Regions from separate parts of the Homo sapiens genome. Here regions 2 and 3 are each linked to region 1. Evidence: chromatin contacts called from ENCODE Hi-C or POLR2A ChIA-PET data. All regions are on one chromosome and are shown on one strand. The core of a region is the stretch at or near the end of the contact, and the rest is flanking DNA. Distances in the headings are between cores, read along the strand shown.

Region 1 (3,965 bases), core at 1,030-3,529:
TCTCGAACTCCTGACCACAGGTGATCTACCCACCTCAGCCTCCCAAATTTCTGGGATTATAGGCATGAGCCACTGTGCCCAGCCATCTAATTTTCTTTATAATGAAGGACATACATAGGCTAAAATAGTGGGGTCTAATGATTTAGAACAAAGACAGATAATCTTGCCTCTGAACAAAATACCTAAAGAATCATTTTGCTCTCTTGAAATATTAATTATTTACTGATGATTAATATTTACTTAAAAGCCTTTTTTAAACTTTTATTTTTGGTTCAGGGGTGCATGCGAAGGTTTGTTACATATGTAAATTCATGTCACGGGGGTTTGTTGTACAAAAGCCTTTTATAAATTAAATGATAATATGAATTATATTTTATAGGTAAAATTAGACATTGATTGCGCATGTAATACCTAACTCAGTTATTTTACATATGGAGTAAAGAGAGTAGGTATCACTTTATGGATGAAGAAATTGAATGCTAGAGATGGCCAAAATCATAAAGCTTATTTAATATAATGTTACCAACTGTGAATAAGTTATAAATTTATAAACACCTTTAGGATAAAAAGTGCTTTAACATACATGTCAGTTGATTTGAATATTACACAAATCTAAGATAAATATGGAATGTTTCATGCCTGTATTTGATAGAAAAAGAAACTAAACTAAACTACACAGAGGTTGCAAATTGACCCTTCAAATCTAGAGAGCGGTAAAAGTTTGAGTAAAATTCAAGTCTGACTCCACATCTATTTCACTATTTCAAGCTGTCCCAAGTTGTGAGCGACTTTACCATAATATAGTTAATAAAATAAAGGGAAAAAAGTTTTTAAGTTTTGGAAGACTTGATTTAAAATACAATATGAACATAACATGAAATCAACATAAATAGAACATGAAAAGAATCAGAGTAAATTGCTTGCCTATGCCTTATATGCTTGTATGAAATTCTTGGTATCTTAAAATTGTATAAAAACAAAACTACACACTTATGTGGTAAAAACATACCCCAGCTGTGTCGAGACCTCCGACCACGAATCCACCCCATCAAATACTTATAAGTGCACGTCTACCGCAGAGAGGAATCTAAAGTCTTCAATGCACAAAGGATTCCTGAATAAAATAAAACTGGGCATTTGTTTTTTGTTCTCTTTCCCGTGGTGAGATAAAATATTTTGAATAGAAAAGTAAAATGCAGAAACTTTTCCCCTGTGCATGCCTTTAAGAAAAGAATAGAAATGACAATTCACATAAAGCCAGGCAAAATTAATTTTATACATTTCTCTTGGTTGTAAAATAATCGCCAATTACTTCAAAATGTCATAACAATATAATGAACCTATTAATTCACCTACATTGAGATATTTAATACCAATATTTTACTTTACTGATATTAGATAACAACACACCCAGTTTTCTGTTTATAGTCGTTTATTGCTTCTTGGCCTTTTAGCTAAGATCAAGTGTTTCCAGTTGTTTATTTTATCTGGCAATAATTTAGTTTTCTTTCTGCAAGCTAAACTCAGGTAAGTTATATGCACTTTTGTTGAATGTCCTTTTCTAGTGCATTTTAATCCAACGTGCCCATATCATCATCATCAACAAATTATCATCACCATCATCATTAACAAAACTAATCTCACATGTTTATATAGTAACATCTTAGCAATGCACAGCAGAGCTTCCAGAAAAAACCATTTAATAAATAAGCATAGTGCTTAGATTTCAAAAATAAAAGCTATTTCATATTTGATTATGATAGTTGGAAAGCACAGATATAACTTGTTTCACCTTGCATGTAAAGATGTGTATCAAAGGTAAGTGCCCCCTACAGCATCAGAAAACTCAAAAATTTGACAATTTAAATTGAATCTCAATTCTTCTCATCCTAAATGTAAAGATTCATTTTTCTAGTTTTGCTTAGAGACAAGGCTTCTTCTTATAGTAATATTACAACTTCTGATTCTTCAATAAGTATATCCTAATTACCTATCATCAGATACAGTGATAGAATATACATCAGAAATGATAAGCATTCCGTATCCTCAGGAGTTCTATTCAAGCATCTAAGAAACAATTAGAATTACCTTATAGTGTAAATATTTTTATTTTTTTGAGGTTGAAATATAATTTCTCATATCTTGAATAATAAACACACACACATACACACATACACACACCTGCTCAGAGAGGGAAGATCTTGATTCTTGTGGATAAAAGCCTTCTATAAAACTAGAAAATTTAGATATGTCCTCAGTTCCTGATCTAGAATTGAAAGTGGAGATACTTAGTGAATTTCTATCTTTGAGAAAGATGTGACAAATATTATAATCTCATCTTCCTGTGGAAAAACATAAACCACAGTACTTCCGCCTTATCACTACAAAAATATTGTTAATTTGGTAAAAGAGTTAAGACCACCCATTGTTGGATAAATGTTAGGTTGGTGCAAAAGTAATTGTAGTTTTGCCATTATTTTAAATAACATTTTAGGATTTGAAAATGATGAATTTAAATGATGCCATTTAATCCTAAATATTTTAGAGATTCAATTCAATTCCAGTTAATACCTCAGGTTTTGTTGTAGAACTTACAAAGCAGAATTCTACATGTACATTAAATTACAAAAGTCAAGACTAGGAAAGTCACAATTGAAGATGAAGAAAATGTGGGAGCCTTGTTTTACTAGATAGTAAGACCTATGTTAAAACCGTATTAATAAAGGCAAAGTGGCATGTGGGGCATAGATAGACAAATTGAGAAGGGTAAAAATACAGACAAGAAAAAGTCATGTGCATAGATTAAAAAATATAAGGTAACATTGCAGATAAAGTGGGAAATTAGCTCCTATTCAATAATTTGTCCTGGGTTACTATCACACTGGCCTTTAAGTTACAAAAAATTAGTCCTGGGAATTTTTAAATTTTAATATAAAAAACATGAAATTGCATCTCTGTCATATCTACATCATATGCAGGAGAATTAGAAACTTAAATATATACCCCAGTATACATAAGAATAATATATGAATTGATACCAATGAACAAGATAAGCTAAATATATATTTTATGTTTATTAATTTAAAATACTAACATAAGACATCATATAAAGTAATATAAGATGAACACATTATAACATTTTAACAAAAACCAAAGCTATTAATCTTAAAACTCTGAAATATAAGGAAGGAAAACAGCTTTCATGTGGTGATGTGTTAAAGTTGGACAATAAATTTATTCAACATTTTTTTTCTTTAGCGAATGCTATTTGCTATGCACTTTTCTAGATCTTGAGAATGTCAAAGTAAACAATCCAAAAGAAAGTTTTTGCCCACATGGAAATTAATTACTTTTTTTTTTTTTTTTTTTAAGAGATGGAGTTTCACTCTTGTTGTCCAGGCTGGAGTGCAACGGGGCGATCTCGGCTCACTGCAACCTCCGCCACCTGGGTTCAAGCAATTCTCCTGTCTCAGCCTCCAGAATAACTGGGATTACAGGCATGTGCCACCACACCTGGCTAATTTTTGTATTTCTAGTAGAGACGAGGTTTCACCATGTTAGTCAGGCTGGTCTCGAACTCCTGACCTCAGGTGATCCTCCTGCCTCAGCCTCCCAATGTGCTGAGATTACAGACGTGAGCCACCACACCCAGCTGGAAATTACTTTTTAGTTTAGGTGATATAAAATGAATAAGTATAAAACAAATTCAAAATTAAACAAGATAGGTGAATATAAAACAAGTTGAAGAAAATATGTTATTTTCTGACATACCAAGATTCTTTTCAGCTAATCAACATTTTCTATTAGCTATTTTATATAGTAAAAATAGATCTATATAGAGGAAATATAGGCTGATATTTTCTAACAACTACATTTTAACAAATATTTGGTTTTTGAAAGGAAATGAATAAATGAGTAAATGCAGGCTTTTTATGGGAAAAACCTGAATCACAATTTCCTGAAGA
Region 2 (3,965 bases), core at 761-3,260, 4.0 Mb after region 1:
ATCTACTTATAATTGAGCACTGATGTACTATGAAAATTATAATAAATAAATTATAATTGAGCATCTATAATTTATTGAGTATATGCTAAGGACTGTGCTAATGATGTTACAACATTTAGCGATTAAACAATGCAAATTTAATTGTGTTATATCCCGACTTAAAACCTTTTAAATGATTCCTCATTGCTGTCCCAATGAGGTCCAACTTTTAGGCAAAAAATTAATTAAATCATTTATCATGATAGAGATGACCTCTTCTAGGAAGGCTTTTCTAATTCTCTAGGTCTGGATTAGGTGATATTTCTTTTTTTTTTCTTCGAGATGGAGTCTCACTCTGTTGCCCAGGCTGGAGTGCAGTGGCGTGATCTTGGCTCACTGCAACCTCTGCCTCCCGGGTTCAAGTGATTCTCCTGCTTCAGCCTCCCGAGTAGCTAGGACTACAGGCGCGTGCCACCACGACTAGCTAATTTTTTTTTTTTTGTATTTTTAGTAGAGGCGGGGTTTCACCATGTTACCCAGGATGGTCTCGATCTCCTGACCTCATGGTCTGCCCGCCTCGGCCTCCCAAAGTGCTGGGATTACAGGCGTGAGCCACTGCACCCGGCCCTAGGTGATATTTCTAAAGGCCACCTTATATTTTAAGTAAATTGAATGGTTCCAGTTATAAAAATAAGTATTAACAACCCTATTCTAATTTCTTATTAGTTACAAAAATTTCTTGTTCAGTTTTCTGTCTTCTTCACTAGAGTACAGATTTCTTGAGGACAGGCACCTAACAGATCTACAACACAGTGATTGCTAAATAAATACTGAACCAATACATTCATATAATGAGAAGTTACATAAAAAAACAATAACCACACGGTACCATCTAATATTATTTTCAGGCTATTCTTGCCTTGCAAAACATATGTACTTTTATTCTTTTTTTTTTTTTTTTTTTTTGATAAGGGGTCTTGCTCTGTAGCCCAGGCTGGAGTGCAGTGGTGAGATCTTCGCTCACTGCAATCTCGGCCTCCCAGGTCCCAGTTCAAGCAACTCTCCTGCCTCAGCCTCCTGAGTAGTTGGGATTACAGGCACGCACCACCATGCCTAGCTAATTTTTGTAATTTTAGTAGAGACGGGGTTTCACTATGTTGGCCAGGCTGGTCTTGATCTCCTGACCTCAGGTGATCCACCCCCCCTCAGACTTCCAAAGTGCTGGGATTACAGGCCTGAGCCACGGCACCTGGCCAAAACATATGTACATTTATTCTATCATTTAGTGCTTCCAACCTAGTTCAACTATAGTCATGATTGCCATTATACAGGTGAGAAAACTGAGTAACACACTTATTCCGAGGAACCGGCAAGGAAGCTGCAGTAGTTGAACTTGAACCCAGATCTCTTAACCAGTAAGGCAGTGACTTGTCCACTACCTCCTGTGGAATTCATTAAAGGCCGACTCCCAGCATGAAATTGAATAAATGGGATGAATACAACTTCTGGTGAGAGAGTATGATAAAAAGTGCTTGCTCTGTTACCAAGCAACTGAAAGAAAGTATGTTTTTTTCATTCCTTCATTATTAATACAATTCAAAGTACATTCTGTGAATTTAAAACATAAATGATGAATAAATCAACATACTCCTGGCTTTTATGAAAATCTTTCCCTCTGCTCTTTAAACTCTCACCTACCTCCTTCCTTCTTTCTTTTCTAAGCCTCATAGAGGGCGCTCACAAAGTGCTACTTATTGATTGAGGAAGATCCACTCAAAAAACACACCTCACACTGCAACTGAGAGACGCAGCGCCACCACCTCGGGCTTCCTTCTCTTTTCCACGCAGGAGGCGGGGCCAATGTCCCTCATTCAAATAAAAAACCAGAATTTGCATGGGGAATGGCTAGTCCTTGAGCTTATTGGCTGATAGCACAGTGGGCGGGGTACATAGCACGACCCCCCGGAGCCCCGCCCATATTAATTTGCATAACGGCCCCGGCGCGTGCAAGGGAGAAGCGGGTTTGTTTTTGAATCTGCGGAGGCGGCGGCGGTGGCAGCGGCGGCGCGGCGACTGAAGCGCGCGAAAAGCTGAGGCGGCAACGTCGGGGACGGCTGCGCGGGACGGCTCTGTAGGAAGGAACTTGGTTCCCCCTCCCTCAGCTTCCGCCCCAAAAGGTATATGTGAATCCCAGGGGCTGTTAAAACCACATTTTCTTAAATTACTATTGTATTTCTGAAGAGTCAAGACCGCATTATGGCGGCTGCGGGAGTTGTGTCTGCGCCTGCGCGGTTGCGGAGCTGCGGGCGGCGCTGCATGGGAGCACGTGATCTTGCGGGGTCGGGCTCTAGCTGCAGTTGTGCAGCTGGCGGGGCGGTGGCTGCGCAAGCGCAATATTCATTTTCAAGATCTAATGTTCTTGTTGGACGCCATTTGGGTTCTAGATTTAATTTTCCTCGTTCTTGAGGGGTTTCTTTGTGTTAACCTTAAATTCTCACAATTTTCAAGAAAAACATTACTCTAATGTTGTACTCCTGGGCCGACCTCAAGCTCTTCTCTGTTTTTTCGATTTTTTGAAAAATTGTGGACTTAATTTTCTGTAAAAATGATTTTCATTTGTGGTTCTTGATTATAATTTCAGTTTTAAAGTATTACTGGATTCAGGTTTATATTTACGGTGGTAAAGATCAGCACCTAGTGGTGTTCTCACGGGAAGTGCATTTATTTGAACTGCATATTTGCAAATACATTTTTAACCCTATTTTTACCTGTTCTGTTATGGATGTGTGGAATGTTTACAAAACAGAAACAATTTTAGTTTTGGGAATATTGGGGGAACGGGAATAGTGGAAGAAATTACAGTATAATCGAAAATGAAATCTCAATCTGAGGATTATTTTGGTTTTAAATGTTTGATCCTAAGTAAATAAAGTTTTAATTTTAATCAGTTTGTATGTTTCTGGGCATTTGAATTTTACATGTTTTAAGTTTCTTAGGTGACTTGTTCATTACTGCTTCAGCTAGATTATTGTTACTTTTGAAATTAATCAACTCATTTTCTTAGCATTTTTGTTTGCTATGATATGTAAGCTATAACATTTATTTGGTAAATTTTTCTGATGAAGAATTCTAGAAAGAACATCCATTACCCTGAGGCCTCTTTGAAGAAAGTGGACCATTAATAAAAAAAATCTGTTTTTTTCTTTTAAACACTGTACTGTATGCATGTGTGTAAGATACAGTTGTGTTTGATTTTTTAATTGTAAGTGTGCTCCTGGTTTTATTAATAGTTTTTTAGGGAAGGTAATTATAAATATGCTACTGATTAGTTTAAAATGGTAGTGTCAACTATAGTTAAATCTTATGTAACACAATTGGGGGAAGTTATATAAGATTTGATATGATTCTCCCGTTGTGCAAATTCTTTCTTACTAAGCAAAGAAACTTGCAAATGTTTTCCATAGACTTCATTTGTGGTTCATATATACAACAACTGGTTTCTTGGTTGGTTATAACTCTTTAAGTTTGAATCAGTCTACTGTCAAATGAAGACGTGCCTCTTGCTTTATAATCTCGGTTAATTTAGGGAAATTTTTATTGCCTAAAACAAATACCATTAGTAAATATTACCTAGATGTAATTGAAAGTAATACTTTTGGTTGGTGGATTTTTAAATGACGTCACATATGAGATAGAATGGAGGTAGGAAAGATTCTTCTTTTTTTCTCAAGAGAATATTTGACCTGATGTAATTCTTGGATCTCTGAGGTCTTCTACACAGAAGTATATTTAGAGAGCAGTTGTGTAATTTTCTCCCTTTTATGTTTCTGGAGTGGTTACCTAGCAGCCCCTTTCTACCACATGCTATTTCAGGCATTTTCGAGTTGAACATACACATAAATATTTCGGTTAACAAAAGAACTTTGATCTTTGATCTTAGGGCATGGTACACTTTACATTTCCAGAAAAATGAAATAGTTTGGTGT
Region 3 (3,965 bases), core at 1-2,500, 3.4 Mb before region 1:
AAACAGCATCCAGATAGAGACAAAGAGCCTTCCCTGTACCCTAAAAGTTTCCCAGAAATTGTTCCCAGTTAGCATATTTATTTTTATAAAGGTAATGCATGCCCATCATATAACATTCAAAAAGGTATGTAGAGAACCAAGTGTCTCCCCCAGCCCTGTCCTCCAGCCACCCAGTTTCCCTCCCTAGGGGAAGCCACCAATATGTGTTTCTTATGTATCCCCTGTTGAGCTGCTTTTCCTCGTTTTGGTTTGGCGGTGTTGATGTTTGTATTTGGAATTACAGGTAGGCAGCATCATATACCTTAGTGTTTAGGGCCTCTAAGATCAACCAGCCCTGAGAAAATCAGCCATGGTGAGGACCTTGTCCCCCAGCCCCCCAGGAGATAGGCCCCCTGGTGGGAGTGCTGGGGCAGGGCAGAGGCCTAGGGACAAGAATTAGAAAGGACCCATGTTGACAGGGCTGCTCAGGGTCATGTTGTCCATCCCTCTGCCACAGTGGCATGGACAAACTGCATATGTTGGTTAGAGGAGGGCACCCTTCTCTCTTGCAAGCATTGGCAAGGTCTTAACTATTAGTCTCCTGCTCCCATGGCAGCCCCTTTGGACAAGGAGGCTCTTAATCTCTGTTCTTTGAAGCCCTGAGGGCTGGTGTATAGGAGTTCAAAGCACTGGCTTTGGAACCGGACTGTCTGGGTTTGAATCCTGGCACTGCAGCTGACTCACTGATGGACTCAGGCAATGCCTTAAACTCCCTGAGCCTCAGGTTCCTTGTCTGTAAAATGATAAAGATAGCCCCTGTTTCATAGGGCTGTGGTGAGAAACCAATCAGACAAGGCATGTGAACGCCATTATAGCACAGCGCCCGGCATCCAGCAGGACTCACTCGATGACAGTTGTCACCGCCATCATTGTTATTAGCGTGGGCCAGGGAGGGCTGCGTAAAAGCAGCTGGTGGAGGAGGGAGAGATGCCGTGGGACCGTCTGGGTTCGCATGCGTGAAGTATTATCTGGGCCTGGAGTGTGCAAGGCACACATGTGTCCTTACTGCATGTGTTGTCACATATGTGCAATGCCATGCTCCTGAGCCTTTGATTGCAGACGTGTGGGAAGTGGGCCCCGTCCCCACCCCCAGTGCCACCCTGCTCTGCTTCTCTTCCCTTGCTGTGCTCTAAAACGAGAAGTACAAGTGAGTTCCCCCAAGGGGTCGGCCGCGCCTCTTCCTGTCCCCGCCCTGCCGGCTGCCCCAGGCCAGTGGAGTGGCAGCCCCAGAACTGGGACCACCGGGGGTGGTGAGGCGGCCCGGCACTGGGAGCTGCATCTGAGGCTTAGTCCCTGAGCTCTCTGCCTGCCCAGACTAGCTGCACCTCCTCATTCCCTGCGCCCCCTTCCTCTCCGGAAGCCCCCAGGATGGTGAGGTAAGGGCCTGCCACCCACGGTAGACAGGAGGCAAGGGTGCCTGGTGCCCACGGGACCCCTCCTCACTGCCCTGCCTGGGCCGCCCAGGTGGTTTCACCGAGACCTCAGTGGGCTGGATGCAGAGACCCTGCTCAAGGGCCGAGGTGTCCACGGTAGCTTCCTGGCTCGGCCCAGTCGCAAGAACCAGGGTGACTTCTCGCTCTCCGTCAGGTAGGTGGGCCCCCCGCAACCCCGGGCATTTTGGCCACTCTCTTGTGCCATCCAGGCCCTGAACCACTCATTCCTGGTTCCCCGTGGCAGTGCTGACTCCCCGTCTGTTCCCTTGCCCCCAACCCCCACACTCCCCATCCCTGTCTGTGCCCACCCATGCCCATGTGTGCCCCCACCCAGGACCTCAGCCGATCCCTGCCCTCCTGCCTCTACTCCTGCACCGACTGGCCTCACCGCCTGGTGCCCTGCAGGGTGGGGGATCAGGTGACCCATATTCGGATCCAGAACTCAGGGGATTTCTATGACCTGTATGGAGGGGAGAAGTTTGCGACTCTGACAGAGCTGGTGGAGTACTACACTCAGCAGCAGGGTGTCCTGCAGGACCGCGACGGCACCATCATCCACCTCAAGTACCCGCTGAACTGCTCCGATCCCACTAGTGAGAGGTGAGGGCTCCGCACCCCCGCCATTCCCAAGCAGGGATGAGCCGGCTCCCACCCTGAACAGCCAGGGAGGCAGGGAGACTGGCAGCCGGCGCTGCCTACCCTCCATCCCCTCCCCTCCCTGCACCAGCTGGGGCTCTCAATGTCCCTCCTCCCTGCTGTCCTGGGACCTGGTGTCTCAGAGCCTAACCTACCACCCTTTCCACCTAACCCCGAGGAAGCCACAGAAAGCTGCCTCGCCCTACTCCGGGAGCCCTGGCCGCTGCAACCCAGGTCCCACTGGAGACAGGGAGGCCACTGCTGGTGGCCAGCATGTCGTGCAGGCCAGCTCTGTTGTTAGAAAGCTCTTCTTCCTCTGGAATCGAGCCTGCCTTCCTCCGTCTGCCCCTCACCCCAGCACATGTTAGGACAGTGAGGAGCTGACACTGGGGTGAAGATGGGGATGAATGCTTGCCAAGACACTTGATGCCTTGTCCCAGCCGCCCCGTGGGGATGGGTCTGTCCTGTGGGGTCAAATAGGTCTCCGGCCCAAACAGAGATCATTGAGAGCACGATGTGAAGTGTTCACCTGTGTAAAGTGTCTCACGCTGTCCCGGGCACAGAGTAATACTCCAGGCATTTCCTTCCTGTGGCCTCCCCGACTCCTCCTGTGGTCTCCCAAAGGCATGGGCTGGGGGCTGGGGGCTCTGAATGCTCCTCATGACACCATGGCTCCTTTCAGCAGCCGCATCTCAATGCCAGATCCCCTTAGAGTAAAGGGCAGCGGAATAACGCTAGGGGGTTTTCACATGCACCCCTGGGCCAAGCCGACTTGCCCTTGCCGTGGATCCCTGCATTCATGGATCGGTTATTGAAATGATCGGGAACCTTGCTCCTGCCAGCTTGCAGCCTCTCTGAGATTCGGGCCTCCAAACTGCATCAATATTTTTGGTCAAGGCACTGATTGAAACTTAGAGCTGGATTCGGTCACGGTGCAGCCCTGTGGCCCACCTGGGAGGCCTCCTTTCCTGGATCGGCCTCCTTCAAGGCCTTCCCTCTCTCTGTGAGCCTCACATGGCTGGCTCCGTGTCTGCCCCCTGCCCTTCCTCTTCCCCACCGCAACACTCAGGGGGCTTTTGGCACCGAGACCCTCTAAAGCTCATGTCCTCTCTTTCTCCTTGCCTCCAGCCAGGAGAGGAGGACGGGCTGACCAGTGCCTGGAGGTGGAAGAGAGGAGCAGGGCCCCAGGAGGCCCCTGCAGAGGAGGCTGAGGCCTGGGTTCAAGGAGAAGAGAGAAGAGAGAGAAGGAAGGGAGGGCAGTGCCGGGGCGGGAGGTTAAGACCAGGGAAGCCGCACTGGAGGCCCTTTTGGGTGACCCGTCCCAGGAGCCAGTGTCACCCCTGAGCCTGGGAGTGTGTGAGAGGCTCTTTCTCCCAGGTTCTGCTGTGTCCTCTGCCTTGTCTGTGCGCCTCCTCCTCTGCGAGAATTTGCATCTGTCCCTCGGTGGCTCTGCGCTTCCTGTGGTCAGCCTGACATTTGCATGGAGACTTCCTCATCCTGGGGCCTGAGGGAAGGGGCTCAGCCCCCTCCCCGCTACCTGGGGTCCTAGCCTGTCCCCAGGCGGTGGGCTGAAGTAGCCCAGTGGGGTTAGGAGGCTCTGGGGGTCTCTCGGCTGGAGTCACCTCCGGGCAGGGGTGAGATGGGTTGGGACAGACTGGTCCTCCCCTCCTTCCCCCCATCCCTGCGGTTGGAAAATTTGCCCGCCCTCCCCTCGTCCCTGGGCTGAGGAAACCTCACAACCTCACTTCTCACTCTCTCCCCAGAAGGAGTTTTGTGTTTTTTCCATCACGTGGTTTCCTGTGGGGCTGGGCTTTGTGGGGCTACAGTTTCCTCCTGGGAAAGGGGTGTGCTTCGGGG

The links. Hi-C counts contacts between places; a loop is a spot of excess contacts on that map. ChIA-PET counts read pairs that join two places held with the same protein, here RNA polymerase II (POLR2A).
Region 2: a loop to region 1 is called in a map of CD8-positive, alpha-beta T cell, with 10 times the contacts of the local background. The contact joins the promoter of ATF7IP here to the promoter of KLRK1 in region 1. A Hi-C loop is called at or near these places in 1 of 168 maps with a recorded cell type or tissue (CD8-positive, alpha-beta T cell). POLR2A ChIA-PET finds 5 or more read pairs at or near these places in 1 of 52 experiments (MCF 10A).
Region 3: a loop to region 1 is called in a map of CD8-positive, alpha-beta T cell, with 32 times the contacts of the local background. The contact joins the promoter of PTPN6 here to the promoter of KLRK1 in region 1. A Hi-C loop is called at or near these places in 1 of 168 maps with a recorded cell type or tissue (CD8-positive, alpha-beta T cell). POLR2A ChIA-PET finds 5 or more read pairs at or near these places in 1 of 52 experiments (HEK293).

Annotation. Positions count from the first base shown.
Region 1 is chr12:10,387,762-10,391,726 of GRCh38, forward strand. It overlaps KLRK1 (killer cell lectin like receptor K1), which reads right to left and starts at 2,280. Exons shown (of 8, transcript NM_007360.4): 1 at 2,182-2,280; 2 at 1,010-1,114. The coding sequence starts at 1,049. It overlaps KLRC4-KLRK1 (KLRC4-KLRK1 readthrough), which reads right to left. Exons shown (of 13, transcript NM_001199805.1): 7 at 1,010-1,114. The coding sequence starts at 1,049. All of the region lies in intron 3 of KLRK1-AS1 (KLRK1 antisense RNA 1), which reads left to right.
Region 2 is chr12:14,363,672-14,367,636 of GRCh38, forward strand. It overlaps ATF7IP (activating transcription factor 7 interacting protein), which reads left to right and starts at 2,011. Exons shown (of 15, transcript NM_018179.5): 1 at 2,011-2,156. LOC124902884 (a long non-coding RNA gene) reads right to left here and starts at 3,519. Exons shown (of 2, transcript XR_007063220.1): 1 at 1,678-3,519. RefSeq lists enhancers at 1,592-2,409, 1,641-1,700, 2,171-2,230, 3,587-3,726.
Region 3 is chr12:6,950,106-6,954,070 of GRCh38, forward strand. PTPN6 (protein tyrosine phosphatase non-receptor type 6) reads left to right here and starts at 1,251. Exons shown (of 16, transcript NM_002831.6): 1 at 1,251-1,415; 2 at 1,504-1,626; 3 at 1,878-2,072. The coding sequence starts at 1,408. RefSeq lists enhancers at 549-1,484, 1,485-2,418, 2,419-3,353, 3,458-3,717, 3,848-3,897.